2 separate regions of the Homo sapiens genome follow, and region 2 is linked to region 1. Evidence: chromatin contacts called from ENCODE Hi-C or POLR2A ChIA-PET data. All regions are on one chromosome and are shown on one strand. The core of a region is the stretch at or near the end of the contact, and the rest is flanking DNA. Distances in the headings are between cores, read along the strand shown.

Region 1 (3,230 bases), core at 477-2,976:
TGATAGCCAACACTAGTGACTGTAATGTATTCCCCTCGGGAATAAGTAATAAATCTGTGTTATATTTGAGTACATTTTGCTCAAAATAAAGAATTTAACGAATTGTCTCATGCCAAGAGATTTTATGAGTACTTTGGCTGTTGGTAGTGCCTTACTTTCAGAAGGATAATTTTTGGAGAAATTTCACTTCGTATTTAGGTATGTATGGTCTCTCATCTTGGTCTTGGTGAATCAGACTTGTCATAGGAGTGCTCCAACTTTCTTGTTGGTAGTAGCTTGAGCCCTCTGAAAAGTAATTAATCCATACTTCATAAAGAGTTGTTCTGAAATTAGTCACCTCTGTACTGTACTGTTTTTTTTTGTTTTTTTGTTTTTTTTTTTTTGAGGAGTCTCGCTCTGTCACCAGGCTGGAGTGCAGTGGCATGATCTCCACTCACTGCAACCTCTGCCTCCTGGGCTCAAGCAATTCTCTTGCTTCAGCCTCCCAAGTAGCTGGAATTACAGGCATGTGCCACCACAGCCGGCTAATTTTGTACTTTTAGTAGAGATGGGGTTTCGCCAATTGGCCAGGCTGGTCTTGAACTCCTGACCTCAAGTGATCCGCCCACCTTGGCCTCCCAGAGTGCTGGGATTGCAGGCGTGAGCCACCATGCCCAGCTGGGAGAAGCTTTAACCTGGATTCAGGAACAGAGGTAGGAGAACCTAAGATCACAGGCCTCATCTGACGTGGTCATTTTGCACATACTTCTTAGCTTTTTGGAGATCTTTTCATTTTGTTTCCATCTTAAATAACCTTTTCCCTGTGGAGAAGGTGCCTTTTTTGGAGAGAGCCATTAAGATTCTTTTATCCTGCTGCCTGCCTGAGTATTCTGGGAATCCTACAAGGATTTGAGGGAGCCCTTGGGATTCCAACCTAACAAATTAGTTTTCTGTAATATTGTTCTAGTCCATTTAGATTGTGTAAATGATCTAAATGGTGTAACCATTTAATATCAAAAGTATAACAGCATTTAAGTCAGCTTTTCGAAGAAACTTTTATTTTTTAACTAAAAACAAACTTTTTTTCAGAGACAAGGTCTCACTATGTTGCCCAGGCTGGACATGAACTCCTGGGCTTAAGACATCCTCCTACCCTAGCCTCCTGAGTAGCTGGGACTGTGGGCACACGCCACCATGCCTGGCCAAAGACACTTTTTTATAGCTCTGCCTGCTGCTATAACAAGTGTTCCTAAATACCCATGTACATCCTATATTATTAGATTTCCTCAACTCTGGTTAGCTATGACTGAAACATTCATGCCATTGCAGCCAGTGCCCTGGAAAGCTATAAGCAAGTCTTAAGACCTGTGATAAGGGCTGACTTGCAAGCTAGCTGCCATCCATCTTAATATCTGACGAGCCCAGTCATGTTGGCTGTGTTTAATTGATCCATTTCCTACTTGCTTCCTCAACCCAGAGGCCAAGGGCAGCACAAAAGGATAGTGAATCTAAATGTCTCCAGTTTTTTGAGGTATAGGAATCTCCTATGAAGTGGCAGACCTTTGAGAAATAGTATTATGAGCTGTTCTGTTTTGCTGTGGCTTTGGAAAACCTTTGGATTCCTCTACTGAAAATTTGTTTGAAAAAAAAATCTTTTTAATGAAACAGTGTGAGTCATAAAGCAGCCACCACCCCTTCTCATAATAGCATTTCTCACCAGGGGAATTTTTGGTAGCTGTTGGGGGAGGGATTTGAGTAGGTTGTGGATGATAAATCCCTTGAGGGGAACATAACCAAAGGCTGCCATATCAGAACGCTGGTGCTTTCCATGCTGACACCAAGCCCTGAATTCAAAGTGCAGGACAGCAGAATAGAACAGAGAAGCCTGTGCTCAGTGAATTGCTGCAGTAGCATGACCAGTGAGACTGGAGTTTCAATTAAAACACCGTTGTAGTGTAAAAGGATCATGAGATGGAAGGAGGCCTTGGGTTAGAGAGCCAGAAGCCATTTATAGGCAGAACATCAGCTTTCTGGATTAAAGGATGGCTGTGGACCTAATGATGAGAATCTAGAGGTCATGGGGAATTTCCTTACTGTCTGTGCCCCCCTTTTCCATATGGTCAGCTTGGTGCTTGGCACTGATCATGGCACACTTTACAAAAAGTGGATTCATATAAGGTCGTCTGTGCTCTTCTAAGATTTTAGGTCTAAAGCATTTAGAGTGGCGCCCAGAGGAGACGCCACCCAGTCAGCCTCCTTGTGGCATAGTGAAAATGAAACATTTAGGGATACTGAGAGCTTAGAACAAGCCAGAATTATGATATCAAATCTCAGTTGCCTGTCTTAAACTTTTCTGCCAACCTAGCGTGAGTTTTAGCTGTTTTCAACTTCATTATTTACAGTTTCTCGGGACTCATGTCTGAACCACTATCTTACATAAGCTACAGACGGGAAGGGCTGAACGGTTATTAGAAATGTGTTAAGATTTGCTTTCCTTTGGAGAGTCATGGCCTGTCTTCTGTGTTTTCCTGGCTTTGTACTTTTCTTCAAAGCCTGTTACCGGTTCCAGGTCTCCAGAGCTCAATAAAGGGGAAACAGGAAGTGAGCATTTGATGCATAAGAGCCAGCAAAACATAATAAAGGGCACAGGCATGGAACCAGGAGAGAGAATTGTGGGAGTGAGTTTTCTTGAAGGCATCAGTTCTGTAGGATTAGAGATACATCCTTCAACAATGACTTTTAACTCCTTCAAACAAGGAAAAAGCAATTAGGAACCTCTGTTCAGAAAGGACCAATTTTTCTTAGGTTATATAGTAGAGGTTCAACACTTTCATATGACAGCATACAAGTAATTATAAAGTATCTTTTGCCTAAGGAGTTCAGAACACAGAGAAAAGTGATGATCACCTTTATAAAGGAGTAAGAATTACTTCTCTGTCTCTTTACTTGAGGGCCCACAGGGTAAGTCTTATCATGAGTTCCAGCCTGGAGCCCTGACTCTTACTTTTTCTGTCCATTCAATTTTTTTTTTTTTTCCGAGATGGAGTCTCACTCTGTCGCCAGGCTGGAGTGCAGTGGCGTGATCTCAGCTCACTGCAACCTCTGCCTCCCGGGTTCAAGCGATTCTTCTGCCTCAGCCTCCCGAGTAGCTGGGACTGCAGGTGCATGCCACCATGCCTAGCTAATTTTTGTATTTTTAGGAGAGATGGGGTTTTACCATGTTAGCCAGGATGGTCTCAATCTGTTGACCT
Region 2 (3,159 bases), core at 65-2,564, 290 kb after region 1:
GGGTTCAAGTGATCCTCCTGCCCCAGCCTCCCAAGTAGCTGGGATTACAAGTGTGCACCACTATGCCTGGCTAATTCTTATATTTTTAGTAGGATGGGGTTTTGCCAGGTTGGCTAGGCTGGTCTCGAAATCCTGACCTCAAGTGATCTGCCCGCCTCGGCCTCCGAAAGTGCCAAGATTACAGGTGTGAACCACCATGCCTGGCCACCATTTCTTTCTTGATTTTTTGTTTAATCACCAGTAAGACAAATATGACAAGGAAAGGACCCTTTTTACAACTGAATACGTAGGTTATGAACATTCTCTTTGTATTCCACAGCGAAGAGAAAGAGGTGCAAGTGATGGCCTGGGGTGCTGTCTGAGGGCCTGGCCTATCACACAGGCTATAGCCAAGGGTAAAGCCCCACCCCAGGCCATAATGACACAGACAAAAAAAAATTCACAATAATGCAACATCTAGGCATTCCATTGGCTCAGTTTTTGACGGATCTGAACTAGTTTGGTTTCTCAGAAGGACAAATGATTCAGATAAGGCCAAGGCTGCTACCACAGGCCAGATCCAACCACTAGGCAACTTACAGTTCACTGGAGCTGTAATTCAGCAAATTCAGCTTGGCAGATGTGACTGGCCCCTGAGAGTACTCCTCACATGCCCCGCCTTCCCTCCACCCGCAGTGGCCTTCCCAGTGACAGGCCCTGCCCCACACTGGAACAGAGACTTACTGACAAACCAAAGTGCTCACATTTTTAGTTCCATCATGAAAAGCTCCTGCTTGCTTACAGTGGGCAGTTTGTCTCCAATAAATCATTTGATTTCAGGGTTCTGAGGATTTTCCAAGGCATAAAACCTACTCCTTCTTACCCCTCTTTCCCTCGATTATGGATGGCCAGTTCTTCACCAATCCCCTCTTCCTCCTTGAAGCTCTCCCAGTCCAGTTTGGACTTCTCAAGGGTGCTCATTTTCTGCTTCTTGGCACCAATTTTCCCCAAAAGGCTGCTCATGCCACTTGATCTTTTTAACCTAAGGAAAGAAAATATGAAAGATGTAGCAGGTAAAAACTCTGATCTCTATATTAACAGTTTTTCTGATGCAAATGGGAATCCCCTAGATTGGGGCCATTTATCTTAGTGGAAGCCATGTTCATATTTGGGGCATTTCCTTCCTGGTGTGGAGAGCACTGTAAGTAAACTGGAATTCTAATGTGCTTTTCCTGCTTAACACCACTGTCTGCTCTCCTGAGCTACGAACAGGAAATCCTGCCTTCTTCAGACCTCTGTGGGCTCTGTGTGGCAGGTCTCTGCTTGCAAGGAGGGGAGGAGCAGCGCTTCAGGCAGGGCTTTGGAGTCACATGCCAAGGTCCAACTTCCAGCTTAACTGTGTGACTCTAGGCCAGTTATTTACTGCATGTTCCTTGGTTTCCTAATCTACAAAGCAAATGCTTACTCACAGGCTGTGGTGTATCTTACACGTAAAGGGCTAAAACAGCACTTGGCACAGCGTCAAGGTGCAATAAGCATGAGCCACTCTGAGTCACTGTCATCGTTTAAGCTTAAAGCCCCAGGGGGTTCTTTTAAGAGAAAGAGAACCAGTTCCCAACACTGATGAGTGAAAAGTCACAGTACTGTAAGAGGGTTCTAAAATCAGTTTCCTTTTAACTCCTGTGAGTTGGGCCCTGTTTTTTCCAGGAGGTGGAGAACATTCCTCACTCCGAAAGCTCACACGGGGAATGTACAGCCTGTGCTCCACTTGCTGGTGATGCTATCATGGACAGTGGGAGAAACCCCAGATGCCCAAATTCAAGTCTTGGCAGGTCAAATGTTTCCAGTCATTGTTAAACATATGAAATAAAATAAGAAAAGCAAAATGCAGTTAAGATGGTATGAGGAAAGGTTTGGTCTCTTTATGAAATGAAACGAAATCATCTACCAGCATGTAGGAACTTGGAAGTTATTTTCCGCCTCACGGGGATATGCAAGAAAGTTAAACATTTAAAAACTATGAGCTAATGTCACATGGTCTACTGATAATAATACCTTTACTTGTCTAGAATGTTTGTTCTCCAAGTGCTTTTGTAGCCATGATCTCATCTAACTCTCACTAAGGCCTGTGACACAGGACCCAGTCTCAGAGTTGGAAGGGATCATCTTTGAAATAACCTAGTATCACCCTAACCCATTCTGAAACCCCACGTCCCTGCCGCAAAGCAGCGTGAACGACTACTCACCCCCTCTGCCTGGTGTGAGCCAACAGGCCAACGTCCACACTGAACACCAGACTGCTGGGACTGAACAATGACCCTGAACATTCTCATTCTATTAACTTTAGTAGAGAGGATGTCAACTTCCCTGTTTGGGTCACACCCCAGTACATGCTGAGCTTAAGATCAACTCAGAATGGGCTGGGCAAGCTTCATCATCCTTGTATTAAGTTGGACAAATAAACAAAGTTCAGAGAGGTTAAATGATAAAACAAGGGTCAAAACAATAGACAATGCAGATCCGGGACAAAGGAAGATCTCTCCCAACTCTCAGGGTGGTGCACTGTGCTATCTCGCCTCCAGATGAGAAGTGACTTGAGAGATTTTCTCATTAGTTACTTTACTTCCCAGTTTGCTTAAGAGAACTCCAAATAGCTCTTTATGAGCTTTCAATTCATATCTTCTAAGCACTGTTTTCCAGACAACTCAACCCCTACAATGTCATATGTGCGCGTGATCACACACACACACACACACACACACGCACACACACACACTTTCTTTTTCACCATTTTACCAGGAACGGAGCATGAGTGGGGATATGGAAACTTACTGTGTCTCAAATCTTTTTCCTTCTCATCTTCCTTACTGCTACTGCCCGAATTCTCATTCTTATATCACCTGGATAATTGAACAGCCTCTTTACTGGTCTCCCTGACCTGTTTTTCCCCATCCTCACTCAGTGGCCCTATCCTGGTATCTAGTGACATGCTGTAATTAGACTGAATTTTCCAAAACACAAAGCTTAGCATGTCTTTCTGCTTAAATGTCTCTTCACTGACCCCTTTTTATTTTTATTTATTTTTATTTTTTGAGACGGAGTTTCTCTCTTGTTGCCCAGGCTGGAGTGCAGATGCGTGATCTCGGCTCACTGCAACCTCCGCCTCCCGGGTTCAAGCGA

The links. Hi-C counts contacts between places; a loop is a spot of excess contacts on that map. ChIA-PET counts read pairs that join two places held with the same protein, here RNA polymerase II (POLR2A). Pooled maps may share reads with other maps.
Region 2: a loop to region 1 is called in a pooled map, with 10 times the contacts of the local background. The contact joins two enhancer-like sites. A Hi-C loop is called at or near these places in 6 of 50 pooled maps. POLR2A ChIA-PET finds 5 or more read pairs at or near these places in 2 of 52 experiments (A549 and H1).

What each region holds. Positions count from the first base shown.
Region 1 is chr16:75,010,350-75,013,579 of GRCh38, forward strand. The region is part of intron 1 of ZNRF1 (zinc and ring finger 1); the gene reads left to right. Among named protein-coding and RNA genes, the nearest start is that of ZNRF1, 13 kb to the left of the region's middle. RefSeq lists enhancers at 1,471-1,580, 1,891-1,980. Within about 2 kb of position 1,727, at least 14 of the 41 ENCODE cell types and tissues checked have a DNase peak (open chromatin) inside an H3K27ac peak, as active enhancers do.
Region 2 is chr16:75,304,162-75,307,320 of GRCh38, forward strand. It overlaps CFDP1 (craniofacial development protein 1), which reads right to left. Exons shown (of 7, transcript NM_006324.3): 6 at 863-1,021. Among named protein-coding and RNA genes, the nearest start is that of BCAR1, 54 kb to the left of the region's middle. RefSeq lists an enhancer at 991-2,190. Within about 2 kb of position 1,315, at least 34 of the 41 ENCODE cell types and tissues checked have a DNase peak (open chromatin) inside an H3K27ac peak, as active enhancers do.